3 separate regions of the Homo sapiens genome follow, and regions 2 and 3 are each linked to region 1. Evidence: chromatin contacts called from ENCODE Hi-C data. All regions are on one chromosome and are shown on one strand. The core of a region is the stretch at or near the end of the contact, and the rest is flanking DNA. Distances in the headings are between cores, read along the strand shown.

Evidence for each region. A loop is a pair of places that touch in the nucleus more often than their neighbours do. Pooled maps may share reads with other maps.
Region 2: a map of B cell shows a loop between it and region 1 (6-fold over the local background). The contact joins the promoter of ETFRF1 here to the promoter of FGFR1OP2 in region 1. A Hi-C loop is called at or near these places in 3 of 168 maps with a recorded cell type or tissue (B cell, CD8-positive, alpha-beta T cell and naive thymus-derived CD4-positive, alpha-beta T cell) and 8 of 50 pooled maps.
Region 3: a loop to region 1 is called in a map of CD8-positive, alpha-beta T cell, with 25 times the contacts of the local background. The contact joins the promoter of KRAS here to the promoter of FGFR1OP2 in region 1. A Hi-C loop is called at or near these places in 1 of 168 maps with a recorded cell type or tissue (CD8-positive, alpha-beta T cell), 2 of 37 single-sample maps with no recorded cell type and 9 of 50 pooled maps.

What each region holds. Positions count from the first base shown.
Region 1 is chr12:26,936,944-26,940,546 of GRCh38, reverse strand. FGFR1OP2 (FGFR1 oncogene partner 2) reads right to left here and starts at 2,077. Exons shown (of 7, transcript NM_015633.3): 1 at 1,837-2,077. INTS13 (integrator complex subunit 13) reads left to right here and starts at 2,566. Exons shown (of 17, transcript NM_018164.3): 1 at 2,566-2,751. RefSeq lists a silencer at 1,644-1,713 and enhancers at 1,243-1,751, 1,974-2,023, 1,752-2,261.
Region 2 is chr12:25,193,255-25,196,857 of GRCh38, reverse strand. It overlaps ETFRF1 (electron transfer flavoprotein regulatory factor 1), which reads right to left and starts at 1,621. Exons shown (of 3, transcript NM_001001660.3): 1 at 1,521-1,621. It overlaps DNAI7 (dynein axonemal intermediate chain 7), which reads left to right and starts at 1,698. Exons shown (of 16, transcript NM_018272.5): 1 at 1,698-1,782. The coding sequence starts at 1,780. RefSeq lists an enhancer at 1,261-1,380.
Region 3 is chr12:25,248,936-25,252,538 of GRCh38, reverse strand. KRAS (KRAS proto-oncogene, GTPase) reads left to right here and starts at 1,610. Exons shown (of 5, transcript NM_004985.5): 1 at 1,610-1,788. RefSeq lists silencers at 1,050-1,899, 1,960-2,009.

The DNA.
Region 1 (3,603 bases), core at 828-3,327:
ACCAAAAGGTATAGTTATGGTTTTCATATAAACTTATAATCTTATGAATGCAAGAAAGAACGCATATAAATTACATATAAAAATAAGCATTTATAAAGGCACATCGCTGTATGTGAAAGCAAAGAAAATTTTCACTGTCCTTGAAAATAGTGGAATGAATACATGTTTGGAACTGTATAAAGACACTTTCTGAAGAAAATTAATTTTTAAACTTGGAAGAAAGATTTTGGAAGTAATGACACTGGAGGATTTTTTTAAAATTACACGTTCCCTTAGAATTGTGGCTGAATATAAGTTTCACATACATATGTTCAAAGAGTTGTGACAGTTCAAGAAGGAACTAACCTAATCTAAACCAGTTATTTCTAACCTACAGGCTAAGGAGTCAGTAGAAGAGTTGCCTGAATGCACATACTCCAAGCACTGTCTGTAGTCTAAAACATTTCTGCTCCATTTCTCAAATATAAATAGATACTGTAAAAATAAAATACAAAATCATTTAAAAGCATAGTAGTTTTCTGTCATTATACATAATTTCAACCAACAATTACTAAAAGTCCAATTGCATGTGTATTAGAAGTACAGGGTTTCTCATAATCAAAATAGGTCGGGACCTTTAAGCTAATGTACAGAGTTCCTTCTGGCCCAAAATTCTATGATTTTAAAGGATGAAGAACTCTTACGGTGAATTCCTTAGAACTATTCCATTTCAATAAACATACATATGTATATATAAATAATGCTTGCTATGTGCCAAGTACTGGACTTTTTCTCAGAGATGAGTAAGACATGATTCCAGACAGACCCAGGTTCAAATTGGCAGGAGAGACAGAAACAAATAATACAACCTAATAAATACTGCAGAAGAAAAGTTTCAAATGCGTTGGGAGCACAGCGGTATCAATGTCACCTGGGGGAGTCTGAGAAGACAATGATTTATGAATTGGGTTTTGACAGGTGGTAAAATAGAGGAACAGTAAACATCCTAGACATCCGCACGTACAAAAGTACAGAGCTGTCAAAGCGCATGGCATGTTTGGGGAAATAGCCAGTATAGTCTTGTATGGTAGGATATTAAAGCAGGACTAAAAGGTAAAATGGATTGGGGCAGACTGTAAAAGATCCTGAATGATGATGTGCTTAACAATTAGGATTTGATGCTGTCAGCAATACGGTTACTAAAAAGTTTAAGGAAAGGACAGAGATAAATATGTATTTCAGAATAACTCTATGGAAGGATTATAGTAGGGAAACCAGTGGAGGGCGGGGGGCAGAGGGGGCAACCGCACTAATTCTGGCGAAAAAAAAAATAATACAGTGCAGTGTTAAGTGGAAATGAAGAACCAATGATGATTCCTGGTTTTCTAGTTCGGATAGCAGGACAGATACTGGAACCATTATCAGAGATGGGATAGAGAAGAAAGGCAGGAAGAGAACCAGAAAAGAGTAATACCCCTTGGAGAGCAGTTTCAAGAAACAAGTTATCTTCATTAAACGCTGCAAACAGGTGACTGAAAGGGTCCCCCGTCCGGTGGTGAACTCGCAGGTGGGTAAGGCAGGATGAAAGCAGATACGGAAGGTGTGTCCACAGGGTTAGAGCCAAGGCTTTTCATTGAACTTTCCGCACCGCATCTCCATTAAGAGGAGCTCGGAGTCGGGGGGCGCGGAGAGGAAGTCCGGCTCCCAGGAGCAGGGAGCCCGCGGCGGGAAGCGGACAGGGCCGGGCGCCGGTGGTTCAAGAGGCGCAAGGCACCGGCCCCGGCGAAGGACTGCCCCGGCAAAGGACGCCTCCGACTCGCCCACCCCTGCTCCCGTCCCTGGATTTAGTCCACTTACTCTGCTCTTAGTCCCTCGCAGCCTTCAGCTGTGGCGATGCGGACTCAAACCCTCTACCAACCGGGACCTATGCACTCAAGGGAAGAGACTCCGCGCCCCCCTAATCCGCCTCCTCAGCAAGCAGACGCAGAATCGGACGGAGGCAGCGGACGGAAGGCCGGGAAGCCAGTGGCGTTCAACGCCATCACCGGCGGGGTAGACACCTCCGCCGACCGCCTCCGACCGGCGCTCCCGGAGAACTCCAGCCTCGCGAGATTTCTTTCCTCGCGTTACTGTGGGGCAGAACCGACCACTCTCCGCTTTGCCCCAGAAGGCAGGGCGGGGCCCTTCTATGTCCCTCCCTATTCCTCCCTTCCCAGGCTTTCGCTCGGCCTCTCGCAAAGTCTCGCGAGTTTTTCCAGGGGAAACCGGCCTGGGTGGAGAGACAGAGAAGGGGAGACCGGGTGGGTGGGTCGTACGCTTAGGGGGCCGTGGTTGGTACTTCGCTGTTGGGGAGGCTTTCAGGTCGCCCAGATCCTGCTTCCCAATGGGTGACTGGGAAAATTAGCGGGTGGAAAATCTCGAGGGGTGGAGGCTTTTTTTTTCCTCCTTGGCCCCGCCCTCTTCCTGTTCGGCGACTGGGACGCCTGGCCCTACGAGGGGGAAGGGAGGCTTGGCCGGGCTATCGGAGAGCGCTGTGCGCACGCGCGAGCCCGAGTGCGTGTGTGTGTGTGCACGCGCACGCGCGCTCCTGCTCTTAGGAAGCCTGGGAAGGACCGGTGTGCTAGGAGATGATCGGGGAAAGCATAGTCCCCTGTCTGTGGCACCAGACACTCCCGACTGTGCGCTGACTCTCCCCGCCCAGCCAGCAGCCTTTTCCAGAGAGGCTGTGGTCCATAGCCTCTGTTCGTTTTCACTGCAGGACCAGGCACGAAAGTAAGCGAACCTCGATCCTGAGGTCTTCCCTATCCACTCACCTTGTATTTTCCACCCCCCACCCTCCAGCAAAGTGGGTCTAGAAGGTTTCTCAAAGAGAGTTTTGCATGAAGGGGAGATGCGTCTTGAAAGCAAGAGGTGAAAATAGCTGGATCGTAAGAAATCAGTTCGTTTTGATTTAACACTTTGGCTTTGCTTGCCATGTGCTTTTCGAATGTGGATTGTCTATTCAGTATAAGATTTTGTTAGCGAAGCAGGGGAGTACCGTATGCTCTGTTTTAATAAGAAAAAGTTTTAAAAGTTTTAAATTTCCTTCTACACACCAGTGTGATGGTAACAACTAAGTTTTTCTGCTCTACCTGGTAAATTACTGTGATGTTTCAAAAGCTAAGGGGAGAGTGTGAAGTTGGGGTCCTTATCCTAAGGCGAAGACCTGATGTGCGGTTATCTTAGGAGATGTTTATCTTTGTTTTGGCCTTTTCTTTTGCTGTCACTCCTCTTTCCTGTTAATTCCGCACCCCTACCCGCCAGTCCCCCTTCAAACGTTTTTCTTGGAGGGAAGTGCAAAAATGCTGGCTTGGGGTTTATATGTGACTAATGTCAATTAGCAAGGATCATAAAGTTGTATTTCAAGAGTCTTTGTCACTTATGTTTCGTATATGTAAGGGAATCAAATACAATTAAATGTCAAAATGTTTCCCTCTGACAATTTTAAGTTCATTTTAAAAGCAAAACCAAAAATGCATGCACTGGTATTTTTGTCTGGGCCTGGTAGAGTGACAGCCTAATATGGTGTATTGATACCCTTGCTTTCTGGTCATGACCTCATTAAACTGTCCTTTGTCGGACAGA
Region 2 (3,603 bases), core at 372-2,871, 1.7 Mb after region 1:
ATGCAGTTGACCTTGAAGCATTTAGGTTTACTTTAGCCACTAAGAGAAATAGGTCTCCTTGGGTTCACAATGTAGTGAATAAACAATTTTGAGTTCAGCAGGGCCCTGAGGCTGCTCCTGAACTCTGCATGAAGTCATGGAGGTTACTGTTTTAAGTAAAGAGCCAAGAGTTAAGGACTAAGAGAAGCCCCCTATTATTCTGAAAACTTGGATGTGTGCGCTGGATGAGACAGCGGTTGCAGTCCCCATTGATAGTTTTTTCCCCCTGTCATTCTAGGCTAAGGAGTTAGGACTTAACCAGTTCCAGTTCCAGGCTAATGGAAAATTGTCATTTTACTGGGGGTTATGTGGTGGCCAAAGTTGTTAATCATTGTTCCCCATGGGGTAGATACAGTGAGAGCTTCAGTAAAGCCTTTCCTCTAAAAGCCCACTATTTTAAGGTAACTTGGGATTACTGAACTATCTCCTTACCCCGATGAATCCTAACTTGAGTTGACTGAGGTGTTTTATCATTAAACATTAGTTTTACTGAAACTAATTTAAAAGGAAGCCTTAACTTTCATATCAAACAGCTATGGTAAACTGAGTAAGAACTCTGTACGAAGTCGCTATTAAAATGTTTTTATCTTGCTACCAGGATATGGATGTAAAATGCTAATAACTATTACACAACCTATAATAGTTACAGGTTACAATAGGGATAATAACACTTTAACCCACAAAGACTAGCTTAGTCCTACTACTTATCTATGAATAATGCATGTAGTCAATAACACTGGAAGGGATAGAGCATTATAAACTTATAATTCAGAGATGAGAAATGGTGCCAGTAATTTAAAAGTATTTCAGGTCTCATAATGCTAAAACAGGGTGTAGGTATGCCCTACAATTACAGAGAACTCAGTCGGGCTTGAGGAGAACAGCCTCACTTAATTGTAGTTTTCCTGTCGGTGTAAGGTGCCGGCGTTTCTTCATGTGGGAGGAGACTGAAATTCTAAAGGTTGTGTGGTTAGTAAAATTAGTCTGTGACCTCGGGAAACTAATGAGTCTTTGGGGCCTCAGCGATCTTCATGTTAAGGAATATTTTAGCCAGGAATTGCTTCATTTTCAATTCTTGTTTAGGGCGCTCTTAGGAAAAAGGACGCGTACGCTGCACAGAAAGTAAACAATAGAGCAGAAAGAAGAATCCGAAGGTCATTAATCTTAAAATAACCAACCCTCTGGAGCCAACTTATTTCTCTCTTTAAATTGCGGAATGAGCCCCATCCCCCTGCTGGATTAAACCGCAGAGGCCCAGGCCTCCCACCGGGTGTCCGCTGCATGAACCAGTCGCATGCCTGTTTCCTTCTCGAAACCCTCACAGAAAGACCCAACACACTCTAGGAAATAAACCGTCAACGTCAGGAGACGCTCAGAACCCTCTTCCCACACCCGGTGGTCCTCGCCCAGAGCATATTTCGCCTCCAGACCCCAGGATCCGGGAAATGGAACAAAACTCCCCGGCGGCGGCACTCACGCACTTTCCGGCACGCCGGAGCCGCAAAAGCCTCGACCGCTACGACTCCTCTGTCCGTCTACTGCGAAGCGGGGTGGCGTTGGGGGAGGTGGGCAACCTGTCAGTAAAGGGGGCGGGGCGCCGGCCGGAAGAGCCTCCGCGCGGCTGCGCTCTTTTCCTGGAGCTCAAGTGGGCGGGGCCTGTCGTCCGGGCAACCCGGGAGCGTTTGTCCACACAATTTCTGCTCCGACTCTGCGGACTACTGCAGTGGAGCTTGACTCTTAATGGTGAGCAAGGCAAATGAGGCAGACAGGTGGAGGGGCGACCACTGATTCTGCTTCACCAGTGTTAAATAATGTAATCAAGAGCCAGTCATATTTTACAGCGAAGCGGGTCGGTTTGGGAAATAACTCATACCTTGGGGTGGGTCGGCCCTCTTCTCAGCAATGGCTTTCCTTACCTGGACCAGGCGGACAGGTAGGAGTCCCAAACCAGTTTCTGCAAACGGGAGATGGTCAAAGCTGTCACACGGTATCCTGATCTCGAATGTTGCTAAGCTTGAAAATTGGTCCCAACCTAGTAACTTTCAGTAGTGATAGACGTTCCCACTAAATTTTCTTATTGCAACTTGGCGGAAATGTTTTAGTACTTCTCCAGCAGTTAATTAAAAGCTAATGCAATTTACTCTGCTTTGAAAAAATATTTTATGTCGTCTTTTGTGGGAATATGAATTGTTTTGTGATTCAAGGTTCTCATCCTGCATTAGTTAAATATGATAAGGCTTCTCATTTTGTTTTTCTGCACTCCTCAACTGCCATGTTTTCAGCAAGGAGACAGGCCAACATGTAGCTATGAGAGTATCTCTGATTTTCTTAAATGTGGTTTCCATCAAGACATTTTCTATAATTAAAACCAGAGGAAGTGGAGAATGTAATTACTTATTTAATTCATTAATTAAGGGAAAAATGTGGAGTGCATTCTTTGTACTTGGCACTGGGCTAGAAGCCAAGAATACCAAGAAGAACATGACGACAACTCTGCTTATAGGATACAGATTAAACAAATTAATTACAATACAGCTTTACAACTGTAACAATTGAAGCATCTAAAATGGGGTAACACACAGTTGGAAATGATGAAATTTCAGTGAGGGGAAACAAGGGAAGGAGAGTGGTGCTTTTCAACCTGTTTTAAAGTATAAATACGAGTTTTCCACATATGGTGGGAAGAAATAGGGAGTGGAGGCCTGGCGCGGTGGCTCACCCCTGTAATCCCAGCACTTTGGGAGGCCGAGGCGGGCAGATCACGATGTCAGGAGTTCGAGACCAGCCTGGTCAACATGGTGAAACCCAGTCTCTACTAAAAATACAAAAATTAGCCGGGCGTGTTGGCGCGCACCTGTAATTCCAGCTACTCAGGGGGCTGAAGCAAGAGAATCGCTTGAACCTGGGAGGCGGAGGTTGCAGTGAGCCGAGATTGTGCCACTGCACTCCAGCCTGGGTGACAGAGCGAGACTCCGTCTCAAAAAAAAAAGAGAAAAAAAGAAATAGGGAGTGGAGAGCATTCCTGGCGGAATGCAAATGGACCTTAAGTCAATTTATAATTGCTAATAAATTGGGGGAACAGTAAGCACTTACTTGTTACCTTCCAATTTGTTACCTGAGTTTCTTCTTCTTCTTAGATCCTTCTCCCAATGTTTCTCAAAGTGTGGCCCATGGAACATTTATTTCTAATGCACCCGGAGTACTTGTTAAAAATGCAGATTCCAGGAACCCACTCAACTCCAAATCTACTGTATTAGTTTCCTAAGTCTGCCAAGTAAGGAATTGCCACAAACTGAGTGGTTAAAGAAAAGAAATTTATTGTCTCGTAGTTCTGGAGACTAGAAGTCCAAGATCAAAGTGTCAGCAGGTCTGTGATACCTCTGAGGGCCTTAGGGAGAGATCTGTTCAGACCTTTCCTGGCTTCTAGTAGTTTCTTGGTTTGTGGCAACAAAACTTCATTCTTCACATGGCATTCTCCATCTGAGTATATTAAAATTATTATTATATAAGGACACAAATCATATTGGATTAGGGGCCCACCCTATTCAGTATGGCTTCATCTTA
Region 3 (3,603 bases), core at 361-2,860, 1.7 Mb after region 1:
GGGGATATCAAATAATTTAAGGCCATGTAGGATTTTTGAGAAGAATTTTGCTTTTATGTCAAGTGGAATGAGGGCCACTGATGATCTGGGAGTAGAGTGACTATGATCCGACATGAAGTATACTCCATTTTTTAACTATGTGAACTTGTGCCAACGTTTTAACCTCTAAATCTGTTTCGTCATTTGTAAAACGGTAAAAAGTATTTTACCTCATAAGGTTGTCGTGATGATTAAATAAGATGATACGATAAGTGCAAAAGATTTAGCTTGTACTTAACATAGAGTAGGCACATTTTCTCCCCTTCCCTGTCTTTCACTTTTCTCTTCTGCCCCTTCCACCTGGCGCTAGGAGGGGGAGACTGGAATAAACCTTGCAGATTACAGCCCGTGTAAGAGTAGAAAGGAAAGGATGACAGTTGATGTAAAGCCTTGGTTAACAGACATAATAGCTGGGATTTAAATTCAGCTTTATTGGTGGTTTATGATGTGGACTAGAGGAATGGAACTGAAAGTCTCGGAGGAGGGGCGATCCTATCAGGTACAGGCGCTGCTTTTCCAGCCCTCAATCCTCAAGACTCTCCCAAGATACATTTCTAGGTAGTTTATCAACACAGACTCCGGGTATGCTAGCATGTTTAATTGCCCCATTGTTTAATGTCTTAACTCCACGAACTTTAACTGATTAATCTGTCTTCTAATTAATGTTTGAATGACTCTCCTCAGGTCTAAACTACCAAGGCCATCTCTACTTAAAAACAGTTGTCTTTTGTTTGTGATTTCAGGGGCCCTGGGTATAAGCGAAGTCCCTGTTTAGAGACCTTGTGATGGGTTCAAAATATCAAGAAAGATAGCAAAATATCACAAGCCTCCTGACCCGAGAAGATTAGCGTTGAAAGGGTCTGTCGTGTTTGTTTGGGCCTGGGGCTAAATTCCCAGCCCAAGTGCTGAGGCTGATAATAATCGGGGCGGCGATCAGACAGCCCCGGTGTGGGAAATCGTCCGCCCGGTCTCCCTAAGTCCCCGAAGTCGCCTCCCACTTTTGGTGACTGCTTGTTTATTTACATGCAGTCAATGATAGTAAATGGATGCGCGCCAGTATAGGCCGACCCTGAGGGTGGCGGGGTGCTCTTCGCAGCTTCTCTGTGGAGACCGGTCAGCGGGGCGGCGTGGCCGCTCGCGGCGTCTCCCTGGTGGCATCCGCACAGCCCGCCGCGGTCCGGTCCCGCTCCGGGTCAGAATTGGCGGCTGCGGGGACAGCCTTGCGGCTAGGCAGGGGGCGGGCCGCCGCGTGGGTCCGGCAGTCCCTCCTCCCGCCAAGGCGCCGCCCAGACCCGCTCTCCAGCCGGCCCGGCTCGCCACCCTAGACCGCCCCAGCCACCCCTTCCTCCGCCGGCCCGGCCCCCGCTCCTCCCCCGCCGGCCCGGCCCGGCCCCCTCCTTCTCCCCGCCGGCGCTCGCTGCCTCCCCCTCTTCCCTCTTCCCACACCGCCCTCAGCCGCTCCCTCTCGTACGCCCGTCTGAAGAAGAATCGAGCGCGGAACGCATCGATAGCTCTGCCCTCTGCGGCCGCCCGGCCCCGAACTCATCGGTGTGCTCGGAGCTCGATTTTCCTAGGCGGCGGCCGCGGCGGCGGAGGCAGCAGCGGCGGCGGCAGTGGCGGCGGCGAAGGTGGCGGCGGCTCGGCCAGTACTCCCGGCCCCCGCCATTTCGGACTGGGAGCGAGCGCGGCGCAGGCACTGAAGGCGGCGGCGGGGCCAGAGGCTCAGCGGCTCCCAGGTGCGGGAGAGAGGTACGGAGCGGACCACCCCTCCTGGGCCCCTGCCCGGGTCCCGACCCTCTTTGCCGGCGCCGGGCGGGGCCGGCGGCGAGTGAATGAATTAGGGGTCCCCGGAGGGGCGGGTGGGGGGCGCGGGCGCGGGGTCGGGGCGGGCTGGGTGAGAGGGGTCTGCAGGGGGGAGGCGCGCGGACGCGGCGGCGCGGGGAGTGAGGAATGGGCGGTGCGGGGCTGAGGAGGGTGAGGCTGGAGGCGGTCGCCGCTGGTGCTGCTTCCTGGACGGGGAACCCCTTCCTTCCTCCTCCCCGAGAGCCGCGGCTGGAGGCTTCTGGGGAGAAACTCGGGCCGGGCCGGCTGCCCCTCGGAGCGGTGGGGTGCGGTGGAGGTTACTCCCGCGGCGCCCCGGCCTCCCCTCCCCCTCTCCCCGCTCCCGCACCTCTTGCCTCCCTTTCCAGCACTCGGCTGCCTCGGTCCAGCCTTCCCTGCTGCATTTGGCATCTCTAGGACGAAGGTATAAACTTCTCCCTCGAGCGCAGGCTGGACGGATAGTGGTCCTTTTCCGTGTGTAGGGGATGTGTGAGTAAGAGGGGAGGTCACGTTTTGGAAGAGCATAGGAAAGTGCTTAGAGACCACTGTTTGAGGTTATTGTGTTTGGAAAAAAATGCATCTGCCTCCGAGTTCCTGAATGCTCCCCTCCCCCATGTATGGGCTGTGACATTGCTGTGGCCACAAAGGAGGAGGTGGAGGTAGAGATGGTGGAAGAACAGGTGGCCAACACCCTACACGTAGAGCCTGTGACCTACAGTGAAAAGGAAAAAGTTAATCCCAGATGGTCTGTTTTGCTTGGTCAAGTTAAACCCGAAGAAAACCCGCAGAGCAGAAGCAAGGCTTTTTCCTTGCTAGTTGAGTGTAGACAGCAATAGCAAAAATAGTACTTGAAGTTTAATTTACCTGTTCTTGTCCTTTCCCCTATTTCTTATGTATTACCCTCATCCCCTCGTCTCTTTTATACTACCCTCATTTTGCAGATGTGTTCTACATCTCAAGAGTTATTACAGTACTCCAAAACAGCACTTACATGATTTTTTAAACTTACAGAGGAATTGTAGCAATCCACCAGCTAACCGCCTGAAATAGACTTAAACATGTGCATCTCCTTTTTTTTTTTTTTTTTGAGACACAGTCTCGCTCTGTTGCCCAGGCTGGAGTGCAATGGCGCGGTATCGGCTCACTGAAACCTCCGCCTCCTGGGTTCAAGCAATTCTCCTGCCTCAGCCTCCCGAGTAGCTGGGACTAGTAGGTGCACGCCACCATGCCCAGCTAATTTTTGTATTTTTAGTAGAGACAGAGTTTCATCATGTTGGTCAGGATGGTCTCCATCTGCTCTGTTGCCCAGGCTGGAGTGCAGTGGCGCCGTCTCGGCTCACTGCAACCTCTGCCTCCTGCATTCAAGCAATTCTCCTGCCTCAGCCTCCCGAATAACTGGGATTACAGGTGTCTGCTGCCATGCCCGGCTAATTTTTTGTATTTTTAGTAGAGACGGGGGTTTCACCATGTTGGTCAGGCTGGTCTAGAACTCCTGACCTCGTGATCTGCCCGCCTCGGCCTCCCACAGTGGCATGTGCATCTTATAGCTGAAGTCTAAGCCTTCTTAAATCTTGAGATCCATCAAAACAGACAGGTTTTCTAATTGTTATACAATGTATATGTTATGTTTATAATAGAAATCATTTTACAAATAAGTTATAAATGGGAAAGGTCTATTTGTAATTATCAGCTCAGAATTAACCATAAAACTGGTGTCACTGAAGTGACTGAGGTCCAAAATGC